Regions from separate parts of the Mus musculus genome. Here all the other regions are linked to region 2. A link is a loop called in an ENCODE intact Hi-C map of the cell type or tissue named here. Cell type or tissue: left cerebral cortex. All regions are shown on one strand. Links, peaks and the distances in the headings refer to the core of each region. The heading gives the core; the rest is flanking DNA.

The links. A loop is a pair of places that touch in the nucleus more often than their neighbours do. Peaks named below come from ENCODE experiments on the same cell type or tissue, not always from the same donor. Only the 100,000 strongest peaks of a DNase experiment are listed, where the experiment ranks them.
Region 1: it touches region 2 in a loop (3-fold over the local background); 3 of 42 quality-filtered maps call a loop at or near these places.
Region 3: it touches region 2 in a loop (3-fold over the local background); 8 of 42 quality-filtered maps call a loop at or near these places.
Region 4: a loop joins it to region 2, with 2.2 times the contacts of the local background. A loop is called at or near these places in 10 of 42 quality-filtered maps.
Region 5: it touches region 2 in a loop (2.5-fold over the local background); 3 of 42 quality-filtered maps call a loop at or near these places.
Region 6: a loop joins it to region 2, with 7 times the contacts of the local background. A loop is called at or near these places in 7 of 42 quality-filtered maps.
Region 7: it touches region 2 in a loop (2.8-fold over the local background); 14 of 42 quality-filtered maps call a loop at or near these places.

What each region holds. Positions count from the first base shown.
Region 1 is chr3:100,356,494-100,360,924 of GRCm38, forward strand. No RefSeq gene overlaps it. Among named protein-coding and RNA genes, the nearest start is that of Gm25802, 55 kb to the left of the region's middle. In left cerebral cortex, for the core only: a CTCF peak has its summit at 2,675 (motif pointing right); a DNase peak (open chromatin) is centred at 2,692; H3K4me3 peaks cover 329 bases.
Region 2 is chr3:100,679,865-100,684,295 of GRCm38, forward strand. All of the region lies in intron 1 of Man1a2 (mannosidase, alpha, class 1A, member 2), which reads right to left. Among named protein-coding and RNA genes, the nearest start is that of Man1a2, 3.4 kb to the right of the region's middle. In left cerebral cortex, for the core only: no CTCF peak of the experiment used is centred there; DNase peaks (open chromatin) are centred at 1,887 and 3,174; H3K4me3 peaks cover 3,115 bases; H3K27ac peaks cover 247 bases.
Region 3 is chr3:100,187,713-100,192,143 of GRCm38, forward strand. It overlaps Gdap2 (ganglioside-induced differentiation-associated-protein 2), which reads left to right. Exons shown (of 14, transcript NM_010269.3): 8 at 162-321; 9 at 3,174-3,250; 10 at 3,915-3,991. Among named protein-coding and RNA genes, the nearest start is that of Gdap2, 27 kb to the left of the region's middle. In left cerebral cortex, for the core only: a CTCF peak has its summit at 2,002 (motif pointing right); a DNase peak (open chromatin) is centred at 2,004.
Region 4 is chr3:100,420,045-100,424,475 of GRCm38, forward strand. It overlaps Gm32471 (a long non-coding RNA gene), which reads left to right. Exons shown (of 3, transcript XR_375895.3): 3 at 1-2,034. Among named protein-coding and RNA genes, the nearest start is that of 4930406D18Rik, 4.1 kb to the right of the region's middle. In left cerebral cortex, for the core only: a CTCF peak has its summit at 2,505 (motif pointing right); DNase peaks (open chromatin) are centred at 506, 973, 1,518 and 2,516; H3K27ac peaks cover 1,423 bases.
Region 5 is chr3:100,597,701-100,602,131 of GRCm38, forward strand. All of the region lies in intron 8 of Man1a2 (mannosidase, alpha, class 1A, member 2), which reads right to left. Among named protein-coding and RNA genes, the nearest start is that of Gm40106, 59 kb to the left of the region's middle. In left cerebral cortex, for the core only: no CTCF peak of the experiment used is centred there; a DNase peak (open chromatin) is centred at 1,863; H3K27ac peaks cover 1,205 bases.
Region 6 is chr3:100,919,809-100,924,239 of GRCm38, forward strand. Trim45 (tripartite motif-containing 45) reads left to right here and starts at 2,685. Exons shown (of 6, transcript NM_194343.2): 1 at 2,685-3,591. The coding sequence starts at 3,104. In left cerebral cortex, for the core only: no CTCF peak of the experiment used is centred there; DNase peaks (open chromatin) are centred at 2,436 and 3,117; H3K4me3 peaks cover 1,976 bases; H3K27ac peaks cover 1,430 bases.
Region 7 is chr3:100,483,862-100,488,292 of GRCm38, forward strand. All of the region lies in intron 1 of Tent5c (terminal nucleotidyltransferase 5C), which reads right to left. Among named protein-coding and RNA genes, the nearest start is that of Tent5c, 3.1 kb to the right of the region's middle. In left cerebral cortex, for the core only: no CTCF peak of the experiment used is centred there; DNase peaks (open chromatin) are centred at 2,046 and 4,117; H3K4me3 peaks cover 108 bases.

The DNA.
Region 1 (4,431 bases), core at 181-4,180, 320 kb before region 2:
TATTTTGGCTCATAGCTTCAGCCTATAGTTGTCTGACTCAGTTGTGTTTGTGTCTGTGTGTAAGTAGCATATCATGACAGAAGCATTTGATGGCAAAGTTTGTTTGCTTTATGGTGGACAAGGGACAGGTATAGGGGAGGAAAGGAAAAAGGAAGAGCAAATAGCATGCTGGGATCTCCACTTACCCTTTAAGAGTATGTCCCCAGTGACCCAGCTTTTTCCTCATCTCCTAAGTTCCTGCCACCTTCCCATGGCTCTAAGCCTTCAACACATGAATTTGAGGACACATTTAAGAAACAATGACAAGACATAAATTGTTCTGAAAACTCTCAGTGAGTCAGGACTCTTTTCTCTGAAAACTTCTTTCTTGGAAGTGACCGGGGAAGTTGAAGTTGAAGTTCTTTTTGTCTTTCAAGTCACCAATTCATGCTCCAGCAAAAGTAATTGTGGTGGTTTCTTGACTCTTTGCAGGACCACTGAGTGGACTGTGCCCCAGACTGGGCTATGCAGGCAGCCATTATCCCGAGAAGTAAGGAAAAATGGGAGCTAGAGAAAGGATTGGATATTCTGAGTCTTGCTGCTTGGCCTCTGGATTTGGAGTGAGGTAGGGTGGAGAGAGAGCCACTCCCCAGTTTGCTGAACCCAGATGGTGGGTCCGTGAGAAACACTTAATTGCCCACAGAGAGGACATATAACTTTGGCAGAAGATGCAAGCTAATCAGAAGCAGCCCCCAACCTCCTCCCTTCTCCCTGCTGTAAATTCAGCTTGATGGGTACAAGAAGAAATTCTAGCACTCCCCAGAGTGCCTAGAATCACCAGCCAGGATGCCAGCCTCAATTATGAGTTATTCAGAAGCAACCCAGAATTTTTAATTTGGAAGATAAGAAGGTCCAGCCTTGCATGGCCAGGCCCCTCCAGGAACTGTTACCTAGATAAGCTTTCTTTACTTCCAGCCAGAAACCATTCTTCCTTCATGTTAATAGCCTTTATGTAGGGGATGTCAAAAAGAAACAAATAACAGGGAGAGGAAGGTGGGAAAAAGGTTCAGTTGGTTACATGCTCACCCTGTGGGCATAAGGACCTGAGTTCAGATTCCCAGAACCCAGATAAAAAGCCAGGAATGGTGACACACTTCTGTAACCCTGGCACTGAGGAAATGAAGACAGACAGACAGATCCCTAGAGATGCCTTAGTCACCCTGCCTGCCAATCCATGTACTTCCCATTCAGTAAAATATCCTGTCTTGGTAAATAAGGAGATAAGGGGGACAGCTATAAAGAGCTTGATTTCTGGCCTTCACATACATATATGCACAGACGCGCGCATGTGCACACACACACACACACACACACACACACACACACACACACACACACACATACTACATGGAAAAAAAAAAGAAAAAACAAGAGTGGCTAGAGACAACCCAGCCTTGGAGACATAAACGAATTAAAGTACCAGTGAAATAATTTAGGTCTCATTGTTCCACTGAGCATCACTGTCATATAATACATATGTGACCTCAGGAAAAACAAACACTATGAGTCTCAGTATTGCCTCCCTGACAGTATGCTACACATGAACATATGAAATGTCAGGAGCTCCCTCAAGGATGGATAAATGGTAGACCTTTTCTCTCCCAAGCTGATGGGGCCACTGAGACCAAATATTAGAATCCGTGTTTTAGCCCTTCTCTCTCTCAAGCTATTGTTCCATGGAGAGGTTTTCCTCGAGCTTGTTCACTCCTTAGCTGCTGTGGTTTGTATCAATTCTATTAGTCTTGCTAGCCCTATGTTTTTTACTGTATCCTCCTTAAGATCTATTCTTCACTAACTGCTGGCACAAACTAATAGCCTGAAATTGTCGTTAATACAAAACATATAACAGAAAGACAACATGACCACTCATAACACGGTGATGTGTGAAGATTAGCCAGGATGGTTGCTAGCAAGGACATTGACGCCATGGTAGATTTTGCAGTGCCAGGTGAGCTTCTGAAACACTTGACATGTAAACTTTCAGCTCTAACAAAGAACCATATTTGAATACACTGTTCTATGAGATGCAACAGCTGACAGGTGTTTTTAGAACCCACTGCCCTTGAGACTCAATAATGATTTTACTCTTCTAGCAGCTATAGGTAGAAAGAAATGAATTTAGAGGCCTCTCCCTCCAATCTCTCATAGCATTCTGGCTTCCCAATACCAAAAGCTAACAATTTGCATCCACTCTGTTAGCATCTCTTAACCATGTTTACTCAAAAGTGAGATAGGTCTTTGAAGGCTGGACCAGTAGGAATGGGGTGAGAAGGAAATACCCCATTTTTTTTCTCTTTGGCTAAGCCACTAGCTTCCATGTTTCTTTTATGTTAAAATGTCCCCACCCTTGCAAGTGGGACATGAAATGTCCCAGCACACTCAGGTGAGACCTACTGGACCTTCTGTAACAATGGTGAGAGCTTGGCTGTGGTGGGGACTGCATCAGAGTCAATCCGATGTTGGAGTCCAGGGAGTGAGATTCTAGTCCAGTCCCAGCTTCACAGGCTGTGGGCTATGGGAGGCATCCCTGTCCGCCATCAGGGGTCCACTAGTTCCTTAACTGGAACAACCAGGGAGGGGGAAGAGAGGAGCCTGAGCATTCTAAGAAAGTGTGAAAAATGTACACAGCCACTAGGTGTCAGCATGCAGAAAGACAGCAGGCTCTCAGGACACAAAGGGCTTGCAAGTATTTTGGCTTCCGGTATGTTCAGGTTCAGCCCTAGAAGAAAGCTGCCAGTTTCCCCGGTCCCCACGCAGTTACTGAACATCAGCGTTTGACAGCCCTTTGAAGCTCTACTCCAAACGGTCCCTTGGGGAGCTTTCCCTGATGACACCCTCTCCCATATTTCTCAGACACGTTTGGTCAGTCAGCACTTTCTCTGCTCTCCCCATCCGAATCTTGACCATGACAATCAAGACTTCCAGAGAATGGGCACCCCCTCTCGGTCTCCCTGTAAGGTTCTTTTAAGCAGAGACAAGCTTCCTTCATCTCAGTTTTTTGATTTTCAACCCAGGACTGCCTGTACTTGCTACTTAAGCTAAGTGAATGGAGGAGCTTAGAATCAGGGCGGTATGGGGGGGTCTAAACAGTTTTAGAAAGCAGTAACTTGGTTATTATGTCAATTTATCTTTTTATCCCCGAAAAGCTGAACACCTACAAAAGACAGCATTTCTAAGGGTATGAGTAGTGTTCCCATCATTGGGCAAGTTTGGGCTCAGAAGGCACCCAGGAGACATTTGACCCCTTTGAATGAAACTGAATTAAAGTAATAGACCTTGAAAATAAATAGCATTTTAGAAACTGGTAAGAAGTGGCCTTTCTGGATTGTCCACCAGAGAGACCCTTGGAAAGCAGGTTGCTGGCCTGAGAATTGTGTCTATCCCGAGGGGCTCCAGAGTTAAGTTAATGTGGTCTCTGGGTCTGTCTGGATTCCCACACCTCCCCCTTAACATACAGCCACGCATAGCCTGGAAGAGCAGTAAGTCGTGGGCACACTAAAGAATCTCTGACGATGTCATTGTATTCAGTGGGACCAACAGCAGGAAGATGCCTTCCTCCAGCATAGTGGTTCTCAATTTGTAGACTGTGACCCCTTTTGGGGGTCAAATGACTCTTTCACAGAGGCCACCTAAGACCATTGGAAAACACAGATATTTACATTCTGACTCATAACAATAGCAAAATTATAGCTATGAAGTAGAGACAAAAATAATTTCGTGGTTGGGAGTCACCACACATGAGGAACTAACTGTACTAAAGGGTCACAGCATTAGGAAGGCTGAGAGCCACTGTTAGCACTTCTGAAAGACAGCTCACGCAGCTCCCTGGCATGTCTTTCCCTCACTATAAACAGATTCTCAGGTGTCTCAATGTTCTCAAAAGCTTCCCCACTCAACACAGCTGCTCCTTAAACCTCCACCGTCCTTCACTGTCAAGCCCCTCCACCCGCAGAGAGCCATCTACGTCTTGCCCGTACATTCTTCTCTGCCCCTCCATTCTCTGCAATGTGGCTCAGGGCTCAAATAGTCCTTCAACTGGATCAAACAGACTGGATCAAACTGGTCCTCCTGACTGGATCAAACAGACTCTCACAGCCCCACAGACGCTATCAGCTTCTTGCTTGAAACTTTGTCTTGATTTTTCATGACAGCCCCACTGGTATGATTGATTCTTCCTTCTTCAGCAGGTTCCTCTTGGCACCTTTTTTGGTTGGCTCTTGTGGAAGGCCTCCATCTCCTCATCTTTCCTCATCTGCTGTCCCTGCATCGTCTACTCTTCTGTCCAGTTCTATCCTTCATGTTCTCATTATGAGCCCTGGGTCCTTCCACTTGTCTCCTATATCCGAGTAAACCCCTCGAAGGACCCAAGTCCATTCCTGTCCTCCCACCCTG
Region 2 (4,431 bases), core at 164-4,163:
TCAGGCTAGCTTTGAACTCTCAGAGATCCTCCTGCCCTGCTTCCAGAGTGCTAGTATTAAGCCACCTCAACACTGGCTAAAGTACACTCTAGTCTGATGTGACTGGTAATGGTCACTGTAGGTTCAAGATGATTACATCTACTACACTGTCACATAGCCACCAAATAGAAACTACATTCCACTTTAGGTCCTTTCTACTCCAAAGCCTACATTTTTTTCCCTTTAAGAAAACTATCAGGCCGGGCGGTGGTGGCGCATGCCTTTGATCCCAGCACTCGGGAGGCGGAGGCAGAGGCAGGCAGATTTCTGAGTTCGAGGCCAGCCTGGTCTACAAAGTGAGTTCCAGGACAGCCAGGGCTACACAGAGAAACCCTGTCTCCAAAAACAAGAAAACTATCAGACACCAGGCTCTGCCCATAGTGTCACAACTTCAGAGCCTACCTGTCATGCTGCCAACCCTCTTAGCTCTCATAAGCCTGGTGGGAACTACACTCTTTTGGAAAGTATGGAAGAGTCTCCCCAGAAGCTCTCCAGGCTCTGAAGCCCAGCCAGCTGCTCAAGGCCCAGTGGGATGCAGCTGTGACCGTCAGCCCCAGCCAGGCGGCCAAGGTGAGGGACCTTGCCTTGAAGATCTGCTGTCAGCCAAGCTGCACTCCCCACCCAGTCTCCAGCCACTGCCCAGACTCCCAGTCCTCAGAGGACTGGAGAAATCACAGGGGCTCCCCCAAGGGTAACTCAGGCCCCCTAACCCTGTCCTAAGTGTGTGATGGTTTACCGGAGGGACAGGGGCAAGTGTGTAATTTGTACCAGGTAATGTAATAACATCAGCTGAGACAGACAGACAGCAACTAGAAATAAACACACATAACTCTCAAGTATTCAATTTGAACTAACATGATCCTAACTAAAGGATAATTTACAAATATATGTTCAATGTTTTAAACAAACACATGGGGAGGTCAACCTCATTTGTACAATGTCATTATATAAGCAATGTCAGTTTCAAATGAAAGACTGAAAAATGAAAGGAAACTGTCTATACACAAGTTAAAAAGATACCCTTTATGTAAATCAACATATATTGTAATAACATAAATGAGCAGTATAACAAATTCCTATTTGTGGTGATTTAAAATCACAAATGTAATTTTAAACTATTAATACAATTTGTGCTATTATCACCTTGACAGTGGACTGGTACTTTAAAAATGCTTTATAAACATATAAAAAGTTTATTGAAAAACTGTGTAAGCTACTTAACAAAAGGGAACATGCTAAGCAAACATTAACCACATAAAATCATTATTAAATAAAGGCAAAAAATTGTAATAAAAATAAACAAAGGCATTAATAGAAAAAAAAGTTTGTATTAATGCAAGACCATACAAAAAAGAAACTCAGAAGTTACTTTCCACTCTCTCCTCCTACCTTAACTTCTATATTCAGCCAACCACAGGTCCCTAAAATTAACTTCATTTCTCACTAATTTATCTTCTCTCACAGAATTACTAATATGGCCACAGTCAATTTGCTGTGTCCTAGACCCTCAACCTTGGTTGTCCTGCACAAAAGTAATTGGTTTTGTTTTTTTAAATTCAAAATGAATTTTTTTTTCATTTTGCTTCTGTGACTTCCCAGCAGCTACTCAGAATGAAGACCAAAATACTTAGCAACAGTCCAGCCTAGAGATGCAAACTTAACCACTGGCAGGCTGAGCATTGATTTATTGTGTTACTTGACACCTTAAGTGAGTGGCATAAAATGGAGAGCGCACGCCTGTCAAGAGGGAGCCAGATTCCGACTGAGTGTTAGCCATCGGAAAATAGACACTTGAGTGTTGCTCCAGTCGCAAATTTTTTTAAGAAAAGCCAGAAATCTAGACTGTCACATGAATCTCCCACGTTGTGCATGCCAGGAACTAATTCAAGCTTCTGTAACTAGGGGATAGGCAGGAATTGTAAATCCACATCTGCCCTGTCTACTCTCTGCACCTGGCCACACAACCACACTGTCTACCTCGTCAGTCACGGGAACATTTCCTGTACCCGTAAGAACGCCAGGTTTTTCCCACTAGGGCTCTCCTGTGCAGCCTGCTTGACCATGCCTCCTCCCATCACTGCTTCATCTAGCTTTCTTTTTCTCACCGTTTCAGAGCCCCTTCCCCCTCAATGAAACCTTCCTATTCTCATTTCTCTCCCCCTCCACTCCAAATGCTGGACAGTCACTCCCTACAAACTCTGGTTGCTCTGAGTACAACTTTCTAACAACCAAAACCAAAATCATTGAATCCCTGAATCATTAGCCCATCCACACAGGAGGCTCTACATGAGCAGTCTGAACAGTAGATTATTTGTTGTTAACTAATAACAGTTATAAAATAATGTCATTATAAAATGTTCCTTTTGATAGAAACATTCTGGTGTACTCTTTAAAATATTTATCAAACTGTACCTAGATTTTCAGAAACATAAAACACTTAAAGCAAAGTCAGAATTCAAACATTCCAATTATAAGTGATAATAACCTAAGTCTCCCTGACAACTGGCTGAAGTTGTGAACTATATCAAGGACTCGCACGTATTATCTCATTCAGTACAGCCCATAAAGTAGATGTCGCTGTCATACAGAGGAAACAATTTGAGCTGATTAAAAACTGGCTCAAAAAACAAAACAAAACAAAAAACTCACAAATTTTAGTCAGTGTAAAATGACTAACAACTGAACTAAAACACCAAGGTACTACACTAACTATGCATTCAGAAAGAAACATTATCCCAACGAGTATCTCTTAAACACTAGTAACAAGAATTAATGCCCTCCATTTGCAAGGCTCCCCAACCCTGTCCCTAGCATGCACACAACACACACACACATAACACAATTTTTACCTTCTAAGATACTACACACAAAATAAGTATGATCTTAGTTACAAATAATTCTATAAGACTATCTTTCTGAATTACTTTTAATCAAGATCATATTTGCACATTAGTTTCTGTCATTTTAAACGTATTCCTTGCTCAAAGTAAAATTATTCCAAGCAGACTGTTTTCAGGTGAGAGGAAGCAACAACAAAGTGTAAACAAAGAGCAGCACAAACTGTTCCTGCCACAGCCAGCGTTAGCACTGCCTCCTTCACTGCTTCAACTCCCCACACAGGAGTTGATTCTCTGAGCTGGTAGGCAAGCAAATCCAACAGCACAGTGTCCTTTCCGTCACCCTGACTCTTCCTATCCCAAGCTGAAAATGCAGCTCAATAACCACCCCTTGGCCATTACAACTCTGTTCCCACTGCCAAACTCAGGAACCAGGGGTTCTGAGTAACAATAAATACACACATATTCCTGGGCTCTAATATATGTATATTCCTGGGCTATAAAGTTTAAGAACTGTTACTTATGAGACTTAAACGATTCTTTTGAATTTGTGCAGTACAATGAACATAAACACACTTTCATTTGAATGTATTTTAACTTCAACTAGTTGAGAACTTTTCTTAACTCTCTTAATATCAATTTTAAAGTAAAAATTTGCAAACTTCTACCCATATAAAATATAAAGGAAGCCACTTATCAGTACACGACAGCAGATCATAATAGCTAAATGACATTAATACATCACTGCTGTCAAAAAGCTCTGAACATTTTTTTCCCAAATGTTCATTGCATCATATATACATACCATGGGAAATAAGGTCCAGAAAAACAACGTTTCTTTTTCAGCAAATATTTCCCAGACCAAGTAAGGTTTTTCACAGTTACAAAGCAAGGGAAGTTTTAAAGAAAAACCTCTTAAAGTATGTAAGTTGAAAATATCAAATATCCCAAAGTATAGAAAAATGGTATGAAACTGTATTATTAGAAGTACTCCAATAAGGCCAAAAGTCAATGAACTAGCAAGCAAGTAATTATTAACTTCACAGACAAAGTGAGAACGCCCTCATTACAATAGTGTATTGTCCCAAATATTTAACTTAGGCTCACATTTGAACCTAGGCTTTTTCAAAATCCTCACACTAGGTTAAAACCACTACCCATTTTCTACAGGGGTTCTACCATTCGGGTGAAGTCTCATACATACTTCTCTTTCACACATTCAAGAATTAGCTTATGAGAGGAGAGAGGTGTTTGGAAAAAGCGAATTGTCTCCAAAGTCTCCTTTTAGGTAAAGATCTAGAAATGACTTAAAGGCTGGAAGCAGAGCTTCCATTTCATTTCATCTTGATTATACCCTGCCAAGGGCTCAATTCAGAATAACTGGCCAAATTATGGTTAGGGATATACACACCCCACCTTTTAACATTTAAAAAAAAAAAAAAAAATCAGAGCACAAGCCAGAGATTGGGACTTGGTGGCTGAGCAAAGTCTAGCAAGCTGTCAAGATTCAGTGACTTCACATGGTGGCAGAAAGGCAGAAACACGTTCTCAATAC
Region 3 (4,431 bases), core at 265-4,264, 490 kb before region 2:
GAAATCAACTTAGGGAACATACTGCTTCCTTTTCTTTCATTATTTCAGTCATGTTATTTGTTGTTGTTACTGTTGCTGCCTTAGTCTTTCCTCCTATAGCACTCACAGTTAGTTTTGTTGTCACTTTTGTAGCTCTCTGCTGATGGAACTTTTTGTTGCAGACAATGAAGAGGAAGATGAGGATGAAGGCTTGGGAGTGGATCTGTCTTTTATTGGCTCTCATGCTTTTGCTCGGATGGAAGGAGATATTGACAAGCAAAGAAAGTTGATCCTCCAGGGACAGTTGTCTGAAGCCGCCCTGCAGAAGCAGCATCAAAGAAAGTAAGACAGGCTTGTTCCACAGTTAGATGGTGTGGGTCAGGAGAGGGGTCTGACAGATGGTGTGGGTCAGGAGGAGGATCTGAGTTCCTTTTGTTTAACCTTAGCGATGGCCGAGAAGGAGGTCCTGTCCGAATTCTCTAGATGCAAAGCCAAAAGTTGAGTCAGTTAATGTGGGGAAGCCTGTGGTCAGATGTGTGTCTGCTTTTAGAGTTCTTACCCCCACTGTGGGCTCTAACTGATGTGCCTTCATGCGATCTAAACATGGAAATTAGGAGATGGGAAAGCACTTACAAGGCTTCTGCTTGCATTTTTCTTACATGAAAGTTTTCCTCAGCTGAAGAGTTTTATGTCTCCCCCACTTACCCCAAGGATCTTTACATTTCTCTATTTTCTCCAAGTGTTTCTAACACTAAAGCCATCCTGAAGAAATCCTTTTAAAATCATAGATGGAACCTTTCCCAAAGATTAATAGTAAAGATGGCTACTTTCCAATTTTTATAAGAAAAAAAAAAGTAGGGGCTGGAGAGGTGACTCGGTGGTTAAGAGCACTGACTGCTCTTCTAGAGGTCCAGAGTTCAAATCCCAGCAACCACATGTTGGCTCACAACCATCTGTAATGAGATCTGATGCCCTCTTCTGGAGTGTCTGAAGACAGCTACAATGTACTTATATATAGTAAATAAATTTAAAAAGAAAGAAAAAAAAGTAAATTGTACATGGCTATCTATCCCCTCTTAGGGCTGGTAAAGACTAGTGTCTCATAGGCTGTGAGCAACAGTGATTGCAGTGAGTGATTGCAGTGAGTGATTGCAGTGAGTGATGCAGTGAGTGATTGCAGTGAATGATTGCAGTGAGTGATGCAGTGAGTGATTGCAGTGAGTGATGCAGTGAGTGATTGCAGTGAGTGATTGCAGTGAGTGATGCAGTGAGTGATTGCAGTGAGTGATTGCAGTGAGTGATTGCAGTGAGTGATGCAGTGAGTGATTGCAGTGAGTGATTGCAGTGAGTGATTGCAGTGAGTGATGCAGTGAGTGATTGCAGTGAGTGATTGCAGTGAGTGATTGCAGTGAGTGATTGCAGTGAGTGCACTGACCTTTGAGCGTTGACTTCGCCCCGCCCCATTCATTTCTATGAGCATCTTCTCTCCTTCAGTCCTACCCATTCTCCAGGTTTCAGATGAAAGCAAATGTCTCTCAAGCCTTACCTGTTGGGTCCAGAATGCCTGCCTCTGCTGCTTTCCTTTTTCACAGCGTGGCACAGCGTACCATTCTGTCGATAGGGCACTTCCATGGTACCAGTCTCTAGTCATTGAATGGGAGTTGGACCAGACATCTCAGCAGTCCCTTACAAACATAGAAGTTTTATTTCCTTGAGTGTTTCCTATGACATATTTCCATCATCTTCACCTCTGTTACCCTTCCCTACCCACCCCTCCCTCTCCCTGCCTCCTTCCCAGGAAGCCCCTCCTCTTCTTTCATGACTGTCTGCTCTGTAGCCTTGCCTCCATGAGCCTGGGAGGGAGGTTATTAACTGGATTCCATTCAGCGTAGCCACTGTGACAGCACTGAAGAAAATGGTTCCCTCTTCCCCAGCCAGAATTAAAATGTTGTCTCCTCAGTCCCAGGTCTTTCCTCTGATTTTATTTGGGAGAAAAAGCAGACTGGCCACTAGAGGGAGCCAGTAAACAAGTTTTCCAAAGGATGAACCACATGACAGGCTCAGTGGGTTCTAAACAGAATTAGATGCATCTTCTCTAGAGGGGAGCCTAGGAGAGAGGAGCAGCATTTGGGGTGTAAATAAATATAATTAATTAATAAATAATAGTTTCTAAACTTGGTCAAATGTAGTGCCATCTGGCAAACATTTTCCTTTCAGTAGAAAGAAACTGGACTCCCTTGCCAAACATGGTGATCTGACTCTGCGCATATGCGCTTTTAAAATGCTCACGTCATGGTTTATGGGTTGTTCATGGTTGTTCCTTTCCATATGGGCCTTGCTAGGATTGGCACCCGGTTGCCTGCGATGCTAACGGGACTTCTCACACAAAGGCATCGTTTCATTAATTATTAAGTATTCATTAAGCCCTTGCTAACATAGCCAGCACTGTGCTGGGGTACATCTAGTAAAACAGAGACTAGCACGATGTATACACACAAAAGCTCCGTTTCATTTATAGCGAAGGAGGACACAAAAGGACATAACTGAGTGCAGGATGCAGCGTTTGCATCAGGCCTGGAAAACCTTGCATTTCCAGGCTGAACAATGGGCTTTATCCAAATATGTTAGTTATTGAACTTTTTTAAATTATTTCTTTTATTTTTATTGGAACTAGATTCTCCTCATACCAACCACAGCCCCCCACACTCCTCCCAGCTCCCTCTTAACGTCCCTCTCCCCCAGAGCCACTCTCCCTCTCTCCTCAGAAAAGAGCAAGCCTCCAAGAGACAACAGCCAAACAGGACAAAACAAGATACGATAAGACAAAAGCCCTCATGTTAAACAGGACAGGGCAACCCAACAGAGGCTTTTCTTGTTACATTTTTGTAGTAAGGAAAAATAAGAATATTCTTTAATTATGTTGTTTTGAATACTTGATGTTGTAGCCACTTATCTATATAGTCTTTACTTACAGTGAGAATTTTTTCAAGTCATTGCTATATACACGTCTTCTCATTAATGCACCTCTATCAATGGCTTGCAGTTCTGCATGGGGCAGTGGCCTCTAACTCTTTGTTGTAATGAAGCCTGAGTTCTTTGTGATCAGAAAAAAAAAAACATTAAAAATGGGTTCCATTTGTTAAAAAGTAACTTCCAAATGTTTGCTATAATGATTATATCTTTTATTTATCTAGTTATAATCGCTGGTTATGCCAAGCAAGATCTGAAGACCTGTCTGATATTGCTTCTCTGAAAGCTTTATACCAAACAGGTGAGCTTAATGATCACTTATTCTTGCTAATTAAGGATCTGACTCTGTGCTCTGAGAGACTTGGTTTTCTCTGATTTTCTCTGTAAATACAGTGTTTTGTGCTGACATCAATAGGTTTTGGACATCACAAGGATCTTAGACATACTGTATCAACCTCTAGTGTGTTCTTGTGGTCTCGACAGTGCCTCTTTCACTTTGTTCCTGGGATGCTTTTTCTGTTAGGATGTTTTCTGCATTGTCAGTACAAACTTCAAACCTTACAGCACTCTCCAGTCCCCACTTGCTCCACTGGGTTTTGTTTCAGGCATTTCCTGCTCATTTTCAGTTGAGAACTTTGGTCTCCTGGGTCACTAATATTATTAAAGTTATGTTGAGTTTAAGCAAAGTATTTCTTTAAAAAAAAATAAGAGTATAGGTTATGCTGATTTAAAATCTTTAAACAATGTTGGCCAAGACTCTGGTCAAAATCTCATAAGAAAAAAAAGTATTTTCCTAACAGTCAAAGAAATCGAATGGTATAATTGGAGACGCATGTGCATCTCATTTCTTATTGTTTGAATTCCTTTATGTAGTCAAATACATAAAGTGAGACACATGAAAAGCCCAGGACAAAGCCTGGTCTTGTATTGAGGTTCTTGGCTCCTGACTGCATCATCTCTTGCAGGGGTAGATAACTGTGGCCGCACAGTGATGGTGGTAGTTGGAAGAAACATTCCTGTGACACTGATAGATATGGACAAGGTGAGTCATAAATGCTAGGCTGCAAAGCAGCTGGGTGTAGGAAGTAAGAAGAGTCAGTGTCGGTAACTAGGGTCTCAGCACAGGTGAGATGAATTATGGGTCTGTAGACCAGCAACCCTGAGAAGCCATGTGCGTCATTTCTGGTAAGTTAGGGCTCGTTTGTCCTCTATAGGAAAAACAGACACCAGAGGGCTCCGATTCTACTCCAGAAACACAGCTATTCTGTTTGGGTATGATGTAACTAGCAAGCTTTTGGTTAGAAGTACCCTGCATCCTAAGTATACAGACTTGAGAGCTTCTTTGAAAAAAAAAAGAAAAAATAACACTTAAGTATCTGTTTAAAAAGCATATACCAGAGGTTGCAGTCTATCCAAGATAGCAAGAGAGTATAGTTCATATGGGGCCAGAAAACAGAAGTCGATGATCTTAAAAGAAAAAGA
Region 4 (4,431 bases), core at 198-4,197, 260 kb before region 2:
ATGGGTGCCCTATTAGGACTTCCTCAAACTTTTCTGCTTCTTAGGGGGTTGGTCAGTGTGTGGTTAAGACACCCACACATCCCGTCTGGCTTCAGATCCCAGCCACCTCACATTAGTGTGTCCAGTTCACGTGCACACGGAATGAAAAGGCCAGCCACAAGCCTTCAGAAATGTCCTCAGTGCTGGCACCCAGACACCACAAGTATTTGTTGTGTGCTTTGGGTCACGTTTGTATCATAATCCAGGCTTAGGAAAGAGGGCATTTTCCAAAACTCTTACAAAGCAGCTGCGACCAAATAAAAATTGCAAGCTAACTGCAAATGGCTGAAGTGATCTGTCCTTTTGGTGCTCTGGACCACCTGAGTTCCAAGTGTGTGCAACACTACATTATGGGATGGCATGCACAGACATGCGCAAGGCTATTCCCAAACAACAAGATAAGCAAGGTGCCAGACGTGCAGGCTGGAAGTCTGGGGAATGCAGAGGAGGGAACCTCTCCCTGCTTGGGGTATGCAGCTTATCAGAGGAAGAAACCAGCACATGAAATCCAAGTTGTGTAGGGTTGTTTGGAGTAAAGGAATCCCAGATGAACAGGTTAGGGCAGGAACTTCCTTACCGAAACAGATAGAACTATGATGTGATCAGTGTCCAACCCTAGCCTAGGCTGTCCCACTGTACAGGAAGGGCCCTTGAACCCAAAAGTATGAAGGAAGAATTTGGTCTCCTTGTATTGGGGCTGAGGAAGGAGTCCTGCGTCTGACTCAAGGTTAAACCCTGTGGAATCAGGCCAGTCACCTTCACCACACTTTGCATCTCAATGAGCTCCCATGCCGTAATCGGATGCCACTGTGCACTACAGATAGGATCTTACTTGAACTCTTAAGATCAGAGGTTTGTGGGTTCAGATTTCTGCCCTGCCACACTGGCTCTGTGGACCTCACACGGGTACAGATTTTTCTGGCATCTCTGTCTTTTGTAATGAAGAAGAGAATATTGTGGGGCTCGTGAGATGGCTCTGTGATTAAGTGTGTTTCTGTCCCACCCCGTGAGAGAGAGCCAACCCCTGACACTATAAATGACACTCTGCTATGCTTGAAGAAAGGAGCCTAGCACAACTGTCTCCTGAGAGGCTTCATCCACCAGTGGATAGAAACAGATCTAGAGACAGACCAACACCCAAACATCGGGCACACAGTAGGCACTTGGGAATACTTGTGAACTGGATAAACGAATGCCATCTCCGACTGAGTGAGAAGTCAGCAAACAAGAAGTGAGTTCCTGCAGTATTTGGCCAGTTCCTCACACTGCTGCTGCTCCAACGTGTGGATGAGGGTATACGCCCCTGCTGTCTCTGTCCAGCTCCATCTTGGATCTTGGTCTCTAGGCCTAGCTCCTTCTTGGTTCTTTGGCCAGCTGTAGACTGAGGGTGGCGTATGTGCACATGCCCACTCTTTCTAACATGTTCTTCTCACCACCTCCAGATTGGTGCTATTTTAGATCCAGGGGTGTCAGGGGTATAAAAGGATGAATTTTGGAAATTGTGGCTGCAACATGGACAGAGAGACCGCTGGGGCCTGAAATAGCTGGAAGGCTACAGAACATCTCAGAATAGCATCCGGCTTCACCACAATTCCAGGATAGAGCCTCACACACACCCAAGAGGGCCAGAGACACCGTTTGCACAGCAGCCTGGGGTATGCATGGAAAGTCTTCTGGGTGGAAAAATGAGTCACCAAAGGAAGCCAAATATTGTTCTTGTTCAGAGAAGAGGGCAGAGTCTTCAGAGGTTCCGATGGTTGTTCCAGAAGATGGTGAGAGTGTAGGGTGAGGTGCTAAGACCCTAGTGTGGTCACAGGGTCAAGAGTATCTTAGGCTTGATGAATGAGTGACAGAACTGGGATTCAAATGGCAGTTCATCTGCTTCTACATGTGGATGCTGGGCCTGGGCCCTTTGGGGGAGGAATGTCATAGCAAGGGTGGCATGCTTACAGCCTTTGAGTATTTAAGAATTCTCTCTTCAAGTTTCCTCCCCCCCCCCCCAAAAAAAAAGAGGCACAAATCAGCACCCAGGAGATGGGGATCCAGAGAAAACCTGGCCCTCAGAATGGTCTTCTAGCCCAAACCCTGCTGTGTCCAGGTTCCTACAGAGTTGCGAGGTACCAGAAATTAGAAGGGAGCCAGAGGAAGCCATAGATCTCACAGTAGCTGCTGTTGCTGTCTTTGGAGCCCTAAATGCCAATGAAAGCAGGTTCTAGATCCCCTTCCCAGAGTCCAAGACACTTTTCCTGTGTAGACTTTTCCAATGACCAGAAGGAATCAGTAGAGAAAAAAAGGTCATGTGACAAGAAAAACACCTCAGTTTTAGTCACGACCTAGCTTATCCAACTTATCCAGGTCTCCATTCTTGTCCTGATGTCCAGGCCCCTCATCCCAGCCAAAATGTCAACATTTCCAAGTGCTATCCTCTGCATCTCAAGCCAAGCTATCTCTCCAGAACTATGTAGATGGCAAAGTAATCCACCACTAGGGGGCGATATGGAACAACTCCCACCACCACCACTACCACCTGCTCTCTTGGGAAGAGCTTTTTGTGTGGGTTTTGTGTGTGTGTGTGTGTGTGTGTGTGTGTGTGTGTGTGTGTGTGTGTGTGTGTGTGTGTGTGTTTGTTGTTGTTTTCCTCCTGCAAAGCCTGAACAGCTACCAGAAGAAGCTTTCTAAGGAAATCCTCAGCAGTCACATGGAGACTCTATATCCCTTGTTTCATATGATAAAGTACAGGCGCTCTCTGAATGATCAATGGGCAACATGAAGCAGAACCTTAATGGGCATAAATAAATGAATTGAGGACCGCAGGCTGACACAGTGTGGAAATGATGTTTGTATGCCATAAAGGTCACATTACAGTGCTACATCAAGGCCTTGCAGCGAGTCCAGTTAGAGCCAGCTGGTGTGCTGTATATGACGAGCCAGAAACAATGGAACCGAATTTGAATGTCACTGCCCCTTGGTGATGGCCATCTGTTTTCGGCAAAACCAACACCTCCGTCCATTAAAGACACTTTGAACCTTCTTTATCGTGGTCTTTTGATGATGTTTAATCTCTGCATTTACTTTAGTCTCAGAGCGTATGATTAGAAGCTTATATTCAGCGTTCCATGTGCACCAGGTAAGTAGCATCATAAATTAAGTCAACACAAGTGGCCCGTGACACTTTACTTTTCTAGCAATTTATGTTACAGGTGCACTCGGACTTAAGCTTGGGTAAGAAAGATTAAGGAAAAGGAGGAACAGGAAGCTGGGGAAGAACAGGTAGGTGTCCTCCTTGGATGCTGATGTCACAGGAAAAATTCTGAACTAAAATTTGGATTAAAAAGAGATGGGAGGCAGTCTGGGTGTGGTTTCTATGGAAGGCCATTTTTTAATCTCTAGGCCACAGCTCCTTTGCTCGTTTGTTTTGAGACAGTTCCTGACTAGCCTGCAACTCGCTATGTAGATCAGGCTAGTCTCAAACTTCTAGAGATCCGCCTGTTTCTGCCTCTCGGGAGCTGGGACTAAAGGTATGCACCTCTATACTTGGACTCCACTTCTAAAGTTCTGGCTGTCATTTAAGCCATTGGCCACTCCTTGATGAGTCTGACAATAGGTTTGGGGCAACTAAACATCAGGACCTGGCAGGCTCCTCTTGGAAGAGATCAAGCTGGACCCCATTTGCCTGGAGCTTTCTACCTTATCAGTATGCCCAGTTTATTCAGAGGTATTACAACCCAAGGTTGTATGTTGGAACTGACTTCCTTTCAGGGGAAGGCATACAAGCAAAGTCCCTGTCAGCCAGGTGTGATGGTATCCCCTGGCTCCAACCCTACTCTGTCTTCAGGTTCATTGTTATCATTGACATCAATTATCACATTTGATGGTCTTGGTATTTTAAAAGAGATGATTACAGATCTTATTTGATAACCAAAATATAGTACCCTATAACAAAAAGCCCCAAGGCTTAGAAGTTAATATATCTGAGAACATTAGAACGTGGGCCCTGGATACCAGATTCCAGCTAGTTGGACCTGGATCCTTGTTCTTTCTACCACATTGAAAGTTTATAATTGTGCCTGCCTTAAGAACATAGAAACCCAGACACTTAGCCTTTTTGGTGTGTGTGTGTGTGTGTGTGTGTGTGTGTGTGTGTGTGTGTATGTATGTATGTGTGTGTGTGTGTATGTGTGAGCATGAGCATGCATGCATGCATATGCACATGTGTGTATCGCCTGCATTTAACATTGTATACCAAATGCTACCCAGACAGGCCCGAAGAGAGTGTCAGATGCCCTGGGACTGAGTTACAGACAGTTGTGAGCTGCTATGTGTGTGTTGGGAATCTTACGTGGGTCGTCTGGAAGAGCAGCCAGTGCTCTTAACCACTGAGCCACCTCTGCA
Region 5 (4,431 bases), core at 271-4,270, 82 kb before region 2:
GGTTCAAACTTTCTACTAGGCAAGTGTTTTCTATCACGGAGCCACACTCCCAGTTTCATCTGTACTTTCAAATTCATTTTGAGCATTGGTCATTGGGGTGTAGCAGAAGAAAGGGAAAGATATGGTGACTACAACAGAGTTACTAGAACGTGATAGAAAGTGGAGTGCTAACTGAAGGAAGAAGGTAACCAGAGGCATTGCGTTGTGTTCTGTTTGTAGGTGTACCATGCCTGTATTCCCCTTTCTTGGCTTCCTGTCTGCCAAGATAAGAACAGCTCTGTCCCTCCACGATTTCCCCATTATAATTAACTCAAACTTCCAAAGCTGTGAGCCACAATAAAGAATTCTCTCCTTTAACCTATTTTCAGATACTTTAGTCACTGTGACACAAAAGCATTACAGTGAGCACCCACTGTAAAACTGTAAAAGTACTATAGGACATGCTCTTAGAACATGATAGGAAGTGAGGGAGGAGGGAGGGAGGAGGGAGGGAGAGAATGAGAATATAGATCAATCTACAAGAATAGAATGACATATATAAACAGCAATAGTACACAAAGAAATTAAGAATTTTAAACAAGTCCACAGTGAGGCTAGGACACAAGCAGTGAAAAGTATGCCACATTGTTTTTATGGCATTCTGAAGAGAACGTTCTGAAGAGGACTATAACAATCCTAGATGTTAGAAAAATACAAAGGATGAAGACAGTAGTTAAAATCTAAGGTCAACCATTGAATGGTACTTATATACATGTGTGGATTTCAATCAGTGAAGGAAAATAAAAGGACAACATGGAGTGGTATTTTAAGAATACACAATAAATAGGAAGACAGGAAGCTATTAGGAACTGCTGGGGTGGGGGTGGGGTGACCAAAACAGAGCAACTCCAATTTGGGTTCACTCTGCAATCTAAAACAACAAAACTATGGGACAAAATAAAGCAATGTTTGTTCCAAGCAGTCAGCATCAGACAAGGGGGGGATGTTAATTCCTTAAAGATGGAAATAAAGTGAGCCCTGCTTGCCACAAGCTGTTCCCTCAAGGAAGTCTGCAGGCAGAGACCCTGGACCAGTAAACTAGACCATGTCCTGTAGGTCCCTTGAACTGAAGAAATGAAGCTGGGAGTGAAGTGACAAGTGAGTACATGAAAGAGGAGTGCAGTCTCCTTGAATGGCTCAGGTCCCCAACTCTACAGAAAAGACATTCACACATACATGAACAGAAAAGCTGAGGTCAGGTAACCTAAGCACTAGAATGGACGAACCTCAGCACCTCCAGAAGCTCAGCATGTTTGTTATATACAGCTGAACATGTTTGTATATATACACCGTTCTTATATACAGCTGAATATGGAAGAGAGGCTAGGTACAGTCTTGAGGCTGGAAACATCTGGGGGGAGCAAAGAGAAAGATGCTGAGGACATTTCTGGTACACACTGTCAACACCTACACGTGGAAGGCTTTGCCACTCTATGGGGCTGAGGCATTGGGATGCTTGCTTGACATGCCCATGCCCGTGCCAACAACACACATTTATTCAGAACTTCACCCATTCTGTACTGAGGGGAAATCTGCAGAAGAGAAGAGCACTAGAGATCTACAAGGATTTCTCCTTGAGTATTCAGGATAGCAAGCATTAACTATACTGCTATGCGGCAGTAGACTAAGTGTCTGTGCAAGACCACTTTTTGGGTTAAAGCCTTATTCCTGGAACTGGGAACCCTTCTGTGCTTGAGTACAAGTCTAAGCCAAGCCTCACTGGCATGTGTGGTTTCCCAATCACGACTGCCTTCTTTAAAAAGGATTTATTTTCATTTGTATGTAGGAATTTATGAAGGAAAGAAAAGGGGTGGATCCCCTGGAGCTTGAGTTACAAGATGTGGTAAGCTTGCCTGCTGTATACATTGGGAACTAAAGTCAGGTCCTTTAAAGAACATCTGAGGCATCTTTCCAGCTTTGATGATTTCTATCATGCATTGGACAAAATGCCAACTGAGCCTCTCTGAGAAGACCAAAATGAACTGGTAAGATTAAATAAGCTGAAAAGGCTCTATTTTTGTGACTACCAAAAAGAGCTATTTTCTGTTTTCCTATGCTTTCTATTCTGAGGTAAGAAAATGGAAACCAGGAATATGGTCACGAAAAACCATGAAAAGAACTGGAGGAAATACTGTCTGGTGAAAATGAAGACTATTAAGAAAGTTCCTATTATTACCAGTTAGGGCAGAAATACAATTCACAGGGTATACAGTAAATACTCAAGAATTATCTTGCCTTCGTAGAAGAAATAATGAGCCCAGGTCTGAACAATGCACCAGAGTCAATTAACAAATCACAAAAGCGGGGCAGGAAAGAAGTTCAATTGTTTCCAGCCAACTTAACTACATCCCTGAACAGACCTCAAGATGCCCAGAAACACAAAAAATATCTAACCTGCAACACTGTAAAATTCATAATATGTGCTGTGCAGTCAAATATTAACAGACACTCAGTCAGGACAACAACCAAGTGAGGAGGATAGGAATGGACATGGATGGTATTAATGACACAGAAAGGGCTATGAGGTTAATGACTACCACTGTCACATATGTCTAAAAAGTGAAGACAAAGACAACATAAAGGATCCACACTGAACTTCTTAACATGAAAACCACAATATCAGAGATTTTAAAAAACTGCTAGATGAAACTAACAGATGACTAGGTACTGCACAGGGAGGGTAGCTGACCTGGAAGATTTATAGAAATAGTTATTTAAATACACAGACAGACAGACAGACAGACAGACACACACACACACACACACACACACACACACACACTATGGTAAATGCCTATGACACTAGCTGAAGAAGGCCAAAACAAAAGGATGTTTGCTTCAAGGCCCGTTCAAGCTGCTTGTGAGAGCCTTTCTCAATAAAGTAAAACAAAGAAAAACAAAACCCCCCAAAGGCTTAGCAGTTTAGCTCAGTACTCTATAGAGGGTCTACCAGGCATATGGCCTTGGGTCTAATCCCCAACAGCAAAATATTTTTTTGCAAAACGCAATGCAATAAAAATAAGATAAAAACACAAAAATCAACCAAATGGAATCTCAAAAGGCAAAGCAGCATAATAAATAATACCTCAAGAAATAATGGCCCAAACTTTTTCGTTTGATAGCAGTTGTAAAGTCGAGAGAAAGTGAAAGCACAGTGTGTCATACTTTATGGGATGCTGCTAGAGTGGGATTCTGGGAGAACTAGCCTGCAACTGACTAGAAAAGATGGTTCCTACAGTAAGAACCTCAGTCAGAAACTAAATAGCAACAACAAAGTTAGCCAAAGCAAAAATGGAAAGGAAATATTTTTTAAAAAATTAAAAGGAATGACATAAACAAATTCTGAGAGTCAGAAAAATATCCAAAATCAAGAACCTGACCAAAGCTTTCTCTGTCCAAGAACTTGAAACTGTAGTTAATTTTTTCAAAAGAAAAGCCTAGACTGTGTGGTTGATTATGCTATTAAGTTTTATTACATTCTTAAAAGAGGACCAATACAATTCTACACAAACTCTTATCAAAACCCTTGGGAAAAAATGCTTCACAACTCAATCCATGAGGTCATCATTACAAAGGTACCAGAATAAGAAAGGAAAGAGAGATTCACAGAGCAATTTCCTAATAAAGTCAATCCTACAACATTTTTAAAGGAATGGTATATCATTAGTAAACACAAGTAAGAATGGCAGATTTATTAATCAAAATAATATAATCGATACAAGTCAGTATGCTAACAAAAAAAGGAGATGGGTAGGCATGAAAAGCACTTGGTAAAAATCTACGTTCCTGATACAAATTTACAGCAAGCCCTACCACCATAAACTCCTTAATTAACCTAGCAATAGGCACCTGATAGACAAATAACTAAAAAGCAAACAGAACATGCAGCTAGCACTATACACAACAATGAAAACCCGATTTCTTCCTAAAATCAGGAGTAAGACAAGAATATCCACATTCTTAGTTTTCCATGTAATTAATTAAAAGAATCCTATAAGTGTAATAGATTTAAAAAACTAATTGCAAACAAATAAACCACAACCAATTTGGAAATAAATAAGTGATCTATGATCAATACATTAACAACAATTTATTTCTATAGCTAACTAACGTTAGATATTAAATAAAAATGTCATTTATAAGGGCCAGAGCACTGGTCCAGTTGTCTGACAGTTTAAAGAATGTGCTGGCCTTGCAAGGGACTTAAGTTCCCTTCCCAGCCCTTATGCTGGATGCTTCACAGTGTAATGAAAATGAAGACATGGCCACTCCAAGGTAGAGCTGAGAAAAAGGACTGTCCTGCAGATATGAGGGAGAGAACAGCCACAAGTGTCTGGAAGAATTCAAACTGAACTGGGCTGTGGGAATGTGAAGGAAAGAACGGAAGAGAAC
Region 6 (4,431 bases), core at 184-4,183, 240 kb after region 2:
TCCCCTTGGGAGAGTGAAACCAGAAGACTAAGAGCACAGAATGCAATGAAGAGAGAAGCCTCGAGTCACTGAAGATGGGGTTAGGCGAAGGCAACGTCCTGGAGCAGAGCTATAACAGACATTTATGACAAAAGCTCTGGGGAGGGGTTAGTCAGAACTGGAAATATAAATTGGGGACTCAGCTCTTTAAGAGGAAATACAGTGGGGGCCAACAAAGGAGCCACGAAACCACCCTGGGACACAGCAAGGGCAAACACTAACGTGGCTGAGTACTGAGAAAAGTCCAGGAATGTTGTCACTCATTCTCTACACACCAAAGAGAAAGAACAAAACATCGGTGATGAGACTAGCACAAAGTTTAAGAACCACAGTGGTGAGAGCCACCAGCGCTAATTAAGTTGAGGGGAACTGGATCAAGGGAGGGTGAGTTTTCTTTCAGGACTTCATCACAGTCCTCGGGAGAAAGAATGTGTAAAGGACTCACTGAAAAGTGTTAGCAAAATAAGGAGAGGCAGAAGAGGTTGGGAGAAAACCAGCAATCAATGGCGTGAGAAAGGAGAGAAGATGCATAGACTTTTAAGTAGAACGGAAAGATGTTCTCCAGATAGCCCCATCTTCTCTCTCCATGGAAGGCAGGTAGGGATTTGATGTGCAAGAAGCTGAGAAAGGGAAGGACAGAGGGGACTGGGCAGAATCTTAGGCATGACATCTTAAGACTGTTGTTCCCATCCCAGATGCTAGCTTGGGTTGACCACTCGACCCCTCCCAGGCAGCTCTATTATAAGCTGTTGGGAGATTAAATGAGATAATGCATATAAATTATACAGCACTCCTCCAACAGAGAAGTCAGAATACACCCTATGGGAAATATAATATATGGCATGAATAAGAGATAAGACAAAGCATGGCTAAGCACAGAGGAGGGCAGGTTCAGAGCAACACTATATAGCAAAGCCAAGTCCACACCGCTTTTGGAATTTGCTTCAGCATACTGCGGTGAAGCGAGGGGACTCGGCCAGGGCAGCGCAGGAGAGAAAGGCTGGAGAAGTCTGGGTAAGGACCACTTTCACTTTTAAGACCTTTGCCGACTCCTTACACTGGGAGGTCATGTGACTGTTATGTAAAAATGGCTTTTGAGCCATTCATTAGCAGATAACGTTTTTACTTATGCTAAAGTTAGAACCAGCTCTCGAGACCCTCACAATAAAGACCAAATCAGACCTGTGTGTGTGTGTGTGTGTGTGTGTGTGTGTGTGTGTGTGTGTGTGTGGTGTCTGTGTTCACACGTGTACCACAGACAGAACCCAGAGTCTCAACATACTAAGCAAATACTGGATCAGTGAGCTACATCTCTACTTTAACATATTTTACGAAGAGTCAGATAATTCTTTTTTTTTCTTTTAATTTCATCTTTTCATAGTTTGGGGCTCTTTCCACCGAAGGCCCATACTTCGTAAAAGCATAGGCTTCGACAGCTATGCCTATACTATGACATCTCTAATAAAGAGGTCCCTGAAACAGTGATGCATGGGTTGAAATCATATATGGAAGACTGTAAAGGAAAACAGTGAGATAGACAGAGGCTTACGCATCTGAAGAATGGGAACAGATAGCAACTACGGAGCCATGCTATTACAATTTTTGGATTCAGAGATCAGTCAGTGCCTTAGACCCCATGTGTAGGAAACAGTCTCCAAATGAATGAATCTGAGACTCTTGGCAAATTCTTTAAGGCGTCAAAGAAATAATTATGCTCAGGGACCAGGTGTGCCCAACTTTTTAACTAGTCGGACCTACAAGGGACTTGTCCCAGTGACATCCTCCACTGCCCCATTGTGACCAACCAGGAGCTCCCCTTGATTGTAAAAACAAATGCCAAACTTGCTCTGTAGGCCACCCCCCGCAACCCTGACAACTTCTGTTACTGTAGAATTCTGGTGAGGTGTGTCTCTCCGGTCTTGGTCTTGAATGATTCAAAGCAGCTTCCACCCGGGAAACTCAGTGGAGCTCCGCGGAGCAGCAGTTCTAAACTTTTCAGTTAAGTTTAGTTCTGGAACCAGACACGGAGGTACCCTTGCCCTGGAAAATGCCAGAAGCTAGCCAGCTGAGAGGGTTCTGGTTCCGAGCACGCTGTACGTAAGAGATTCCAGGGCAGAAAAAATACTTGGAAAACCCAGAAAGGAAACTGACCCGGTGGCCGCTGATTCGCTATAGCCTCTGCAACCGAGAGCCTGCCTACAACTTCCAGAATGCTTCGGGCTACACCTCGGCCGACTGACAGTACCACGCACCAATGGGAGAACCCTATCTGAGTTTGGGGTGGAGCCTCAGCGCAGGCTTTTCAACGATCCAGAGGCCTCTCCGGCGGCAGGAGCTCACATTCGTGACGCCAACCACATTACGCCGCTCACTCCCAGACTCCTCCTCCCGGTTCTGCACGAGGCCCTCCCTTGCTCCCTCTCCTTTCGCCGCGCGAGTGGCCGGCGAGGATGTGGACCTTGCTGAACTTATTGGATGACAGTGATGTCACTCTGGAGGACGACATGGCTCCGAACTGCGAGGCCCGCCCCTTTCGGACGGTGATTGGATTCTTCGGAGAATCCTGGTCTGGGATTGGTGTGAGGCGGGGCGACGGCTCTAGGGCCTCCTAGGCAAACCAGAGAGGCGGCTGCCCCTGGCCCCTCACTCTGGGAGAGCCCGAGGACCCACTACCTCATCGCCCGGAGGGCGCGCTTGTGGCGTGGTGGGGGCGGGAGGGAGGGTGACCTTGGAGGACAAGAAATGCTGGGGTCAGGGTGGTGGTGGCAGAATTAGCTGGGGACTAGCTCTAGAAGCGCTTGCGAGGAGGACGATGTGGGTGATCCAGGAGGGTGTGGCTGTGACTGGTGTGGGATGCAGTGGAAAGGAAGGGCCAAACCACAAATCCGGAGATCTGTGGATGGTTCCTCAGAGGCGTTCTCTTTCTGGTTGTCCTTTTACTTGGCAACACGAGAGTCCTCATGGTCAGTGTTCAAGATCTTGGAACTCTGTCTTTGAGTAAATCTAACCTGCATTAGAGGACTGCGCAGGGCCTTTTGTGATACTGGGTACATACGTGGGGAAGATGTCAGAAATCAGGAAGCCGCTTCTGGGTTTCGTGCACAAACTCCAAGATGCGAACGCGTCTGGAAGCTCAGGCAAGACTCATTGTCCTACATGTCTGAGGCTTTTCAAAGTCCCCAGGCTCTTGCCTTGCTTGCACACAGTGTGCACCACGTGTCTGGAAAAGCTGGATCCATTCTCAGTAGTGGACATCCGTGGGGGTGACTCAGATACAAGCTCTGAGGGGTCAGTATTCCAGGACCCCGAGTTATGTAGCCTGCAGCCACAGATCGGCATCCTCTGTCCGGTATGTGATGCTCAAGTGGACCTGCCCTTGGGTGGAGTGAAGGCTTTAACGGTAGACCACCTGGCCATGAATGATGTGCTGCTGGAGAACCTGCGTGGGGAAGGCCAGGGCCTGGTGTGTGACCTGTGCAGCGACAGAGAAGTAGAGAAGAGGTGTCAGACCTGCAAAGCCAATCTCTGCCACTTCTGCTGCCAGGCTCATAGGTAAAGAGGGAGTACCCCGTTTATTGTGGCGTAAGAGTAGAGTGCAAAGAAAGCAAGACACAGATCCCTTTGGTGAGCAGGTCAAAAAGAAGGCTTTCGCAGACACTGTCAAAGTGCAAAGAACACTGTGCAAACAGATCGCAAGCTCTAGAACGGAGGTTAGCACCGCTGACCTGATAGCTGTAGTAACAAAAGCAGGGCAGGTTTCGGTTTATAGAGCACCTTGAGTTTTCTTCTATCACCAATTGTTTAATCTATTGAAAACGGACCGTGTGCTGGAGAGAGGATTACTGTGCTAGCATACACCCTGCGCTTGATCTCATCTGATCATTGTAACTCTTACCGAAAGGTGGGTGCTACTTCACCCCTCTTTAGTAAATGAGGAGATGGAAGCCCAGCAGTGGTTTGTGTTTCGCCCAAGTCCCACAGCTGGTAATCATGTAACTGAACCGAATCCTCAGTTCAGACCTAGTTCCTTCTTCTTTGCTCTTTTTACTAAACAGGTCACCTCAGTGTAGGTGTCCATTGACTGTGCCTTAACTCAGACCTCTGACCTGGACAGCAGGCTGGTAATTGGGGTGTTTTGCCTTTTATCACAGTCACGGAATAGCTTGTTAGATGCTAGTCTTTGTCCCATTTTCTCTTCCATCCCACTCTAGTGCATCAGAATACAAAACTAAACAAGGTTTTGGGTTAATCTAGAACTGGCTTTTTTTTCTCTCTCTCTCTCTCTGAGTTCTGGCCTCCCCTTGTTTTCTGGCCTTACCAACAGAACAGTTGTCTTAGCTCTCTATTTGTAACTTTGTGATTATCCCTATGACTGTCTTGTTGCCAGCTCAA
Region 7 (4,431 bases), core at 129-4,128, 200 kb before region 2:
CTGACTGTCCTGGAACTCACTTTGTAGACCAGGCTGGCCTCGAACTCAGAAATCCACCTGCCTCTGCCACCCAGTGCTGGGATTAAAGGCGTGCGCCACCACACCCGGCTCTTTTTTTATTTTTGAGGAGTCAAATCTGCCTCACAGGATGGGTGCTCATCAATAAGCCAGCGTGGGGACTGAGCCACACCTCACATTTCCTCAGCTACCCAAGCGCCTACTGTGTTGTAAGCTCTCTCCTAGGATTCTGGGACCTGAAGGCAGGAGACAGAGATCGCTGCCCACACAGAGCATACAGCCTATATACATTCTCCAGTAACTCTGCATAGCTTACTATTGCTTCTCACATGCAGAGAACCAGGATTTGAGAGTAAAACACCGTGCTCACATGGGCCAGACTCACACCACCCAATACAGTAACCACAAGCTCTCGAAAGGTAGAAGGTTCAGACAAGTGCATAGTATATACAAAATATAGCATAGATTCCAAGGACTTGATATAAAGGAAGGAAAGAAAATATCTCCTTTACATGTTTTGCACAGATTATTAAAATAGTTAAGCAGACAAATCGATTTATTGTTTAACTTTACCAGGCTTTTGGTCCCATATGTTTCTGGGTCAGCACTGACTCTGTCTGCTACATAGTTAACAATAAAGAAATGAAAGCCTGAAGTGGTCAGGGGTCTGTCTGGATCAGTGCCCAGGTGCCCCCCAGTGAGGGGCAGCCTACAAGAGGCAAGTGAAAAAGCACAAAGTCTACAACAGTCTGGAATGGGACACAGCAGCAGCGGCGGTGCTGGCTTCTAGAGGAACAAGGCAGAGCAAACACCGTGTGTCTTCTTAACCCTACTCTTTCCTCTATATCCCCATAATCCACATGCTAGCACTAGCGCCTCAGGCAGCTGCTGAGTCCTGATGCCTGACTATGTCTAACTATGACAAACAGGGGCAGGGGTCACCATAGTGCAGGGGGGGGGGGGGAGAGGGGTGTCAGAGACAGACAGACAGGCCACAGAGAAGGTACCTGGTCTCATCCTGTAAGGCCAAGTATGGAAGCTAAGGGATCCTGGGTGGGATGGGGGGATGGTTCATAATCCCTGGATAACTTTCTTCAGTTTTTATGATGGGGCCGGACAAGGAGGCAATGGGGGATGGCTAAACAACAACAACAACAACAATGCCCTTCAGTTCAATGTTAAAATTTTTAAATTTTTAAAAACAAGAAAATGTGAAAAAAAAAATCCTATAACACACTGGAGTAGAGAGATGTATGGTGAATGGTGAAGCAGTCCTCTCAGAGGAGAGATCCATCAGAGCCTTCACAGAGATCAGGGGGAATGGACTGTGTTCAGTTTTTTGTTTATTTTTTTCTCTCCCAATATCTAAGTCTGTATTTTGCACAGCAAAGGAGGCCAGCTAAGGAAGACCTGCCCATGGGACAGCAAAAAAAAAAAGCATCAGGAAATAACAATCTTGGAGGAAGGCAGGGTTAGGGTTAGGGTTAGGGTTAGGGTTAGGGTTAGGGTTAGGGTTAGGGTTAGGGTTAGAGTCCTCAGGGATGGGCAGATCCTAGGCGCTGAGTGCTCCAAGTACACAGGACTGAGCACTGGCCAGAGCCAGGGAGGCGGGCTGATGCTCTCATCTAGCTCCTGTCCACAGTCCCCTCTAAACCAGGTCAGCGAGGACAGTGAGAAACAAAAAAGTCAAAACGAAAGAGTCAGCAGAGCAAGCAGCTGAGTGAACACAGGGGAGAGAGAGAGAGAGCAAGCTGGGGCTGGGAGGACAGGGAGGGCTGAGGTGCTCAGGGGTGGGGCTAGAAGCCGGCCAGCCTTAGGAGTTTCAGCTGTTGGTCAATGCAGGCACCTTTCCTCTGCTCCAAGCCTACACTACAGAGGTTTCACTGAAAAGATCAAGACATCATCCAGCCTTTTAAACCAGGCGCTCCTGACACAGAAAGCAAGCTCCATCTAGTCCCTTGATCCAGCAGGACAGCCACTTCAAGCATGCTTCCGCCTGCGCAAAGAACAGCAGGCAGCACCCAGCAGAGAGAGTGTGCATTCACATGACAGACGCATGTCTGCACACAAGGCCATGCATGCACTTTCTAGGCAGGGGTGAGGACTTTGCAGTGACCACAAACCCACACTTTTCTGGGGTCCACGTGCAAGGACAACTGAGAGAAAAACAAGTTCTTCAAGTATATCAGAAAGTCAGGCCAGCTGAGCTCACCTCTAAAGCTCTTCCACAGGCAGGCCTTTCGCCTATCATTCCCTTGGCCTGCCTGGCTGGCACCTGGCACATACCACCTAGGAAGCACCTTCTGACCCAACCTCCATTATCCAAGAAAAAGGGACCACAGTGCAAAATGCTCTGAAACCACAAAACACCCTTACACAGAGCTGCTTCGTGTCAGTAATTACTTCTTCATAGGAAGGGCTTTTTTCCCCCTGTTGTTTCAAAACGCTCTGCAAACACTTCAAGAACAAGCTCCCAGGGCCCAGCTGTACAGAATATTAATTTGAAACACTTCAGAAGACTCCCATTACAAAGCTGAGTTATGTAAAGATGTTGTCTATAAACCTTTTGAACTCTAAGCCAAAACTCCCTTTCAATGAACGCATCCAGTCAAAAGGTTACAAAGCGGGAGAAACCTCAGGTTCAAGAAATTAGAAGGTCAGCTTTTCTCAAGTAGCTTTAAACTCACAAGCACGTCGTCAAATATGGAAAAGCTGGTGCCATCATAATACGATTTCAACAGCTACAGTCAAAACAGTGGGATGGTAGAAGGCATCTCCCCTATTCGCCGGTTACCTCAATAATGAGAAAAAACCAACAGACTAGTTTTAAACCAAGAAACACCTCAGATTCTGACTCACTCCCTATTAATCTCCAAACATTCAGAGAGAGATAGAAGAGAGAGGAGAGAGTGTCCAGGAGGCCAGGAAAGAGATAAGAACCCCCTAGCCATCATCTTAACTCTTAGCCCATCTCTGCTTCTACAGCTTTTCTTAATAATATAGGCTGTCCTTCTTCCATGGCTGATTCTACGACAGCATAGCATAGAAGAGAGATAGAGACAGGGTACTACTTAGTAGATGAAGCTGGGAAGGGAGGGCAGGAGGGAGGGAGGGAGAAAGGAAACATTCAATGCAGCTTTCCAGTTTTGTTGCAGCTGAGCCTAACTAATAGTACAACAGGGCTCAACAGTCCCCTTTTAAATTGCTTTCATTGCTGAGTGGTTCCTGGACTTTCCCATGGGCAATGCAAAGCAAGTATAATCTGCCTGCCCTTGGACACTGGGGGATGCATCCCCACTGGGGTTGGTGATGGAGGGCAGAGGCTGGAAGTCCTGCAGAAAGCTTGGTAGCTATACTTGCAGCAGAGCTGGAAAAGCTGGAGAGCGAGCCCTTGGCACTCCACTCACACTCAGACCAACAGGCCAGGAGCCAAGTCCTCCCTTCTGAGTTCACAAACTTAATCTCTAGATACAAGGTAGGTATTATGGGAGAAACTCAGACTAAAGAGTGTGACTGTTTGTTCTAGGTGCACACACTAAAGTTACTCATAAAACTTCGGGACCTTTCTTTTAGTAACAGTCTAGAGATCGCTCAACAACCCCCACAATTTTAACTATAGTAAGCAACATCCTGTGCAGATCCTGGGACAATTATTCCACACATCGAACTCTCCATCTAAAAGCTTCTTAAACCAAAGTGTCTCTTCAGAGAGAAGGTTTCAGCTGTCCGATCCGGATACTAAGATACTAAGCCCTCCATCCCCACAAACAAGGCCAGCAGAGGACAGGACCACTGGTGGTCCAGCTGTAGCAGCTGGGAGAGAAAAGTGGCTCTTCGTTACTCCTCACCCCACACCCTTCGACTGCGGGGTAAGATGTGGAAAAACAATCACACCTCTGGTGACTTCCAGCAAGATAGAATTCTTGGTAAGCCTTCCTACCACCCTCTTGGCTGCCTGGCTAGCTTTCTGGCTCCCTCGCTGCCTTGCCAAGCAAATTACAGTGGAAGTTGTTGTAGCCAGCAATGGCCACCGTCACCCTCCTTCCCAGAGTAGCGGGGCAGCTGGGGACCTAATTTAGGAGGATTTGACCATCTTAACTTTATTTCCAGAACACCAAACTCGTCATAATTCAAACTATTACATACACAGCTATTCTTAAAAAATCAGTAAGTCTATTAAATCTTTCGTTGTAAGCACTTTATCCTCAATTGAGGGAGGGGCTTAAGACTTGGGTCCGGGCTCTGAACGGTTTCTCCACATTAAAGGTTGAGAGGAGAGAAAAGAGGCCTAGACCACCTAGGGATGACAATCGATGCTGGTGGAAGTTTTGCGTTCTTGAAAAACCAACTAGGCATTTCCTCACCAGCCCTCCAGGACTTTGCGGTCTCCTGCCCTCCAGCCTGCCCGCGCTA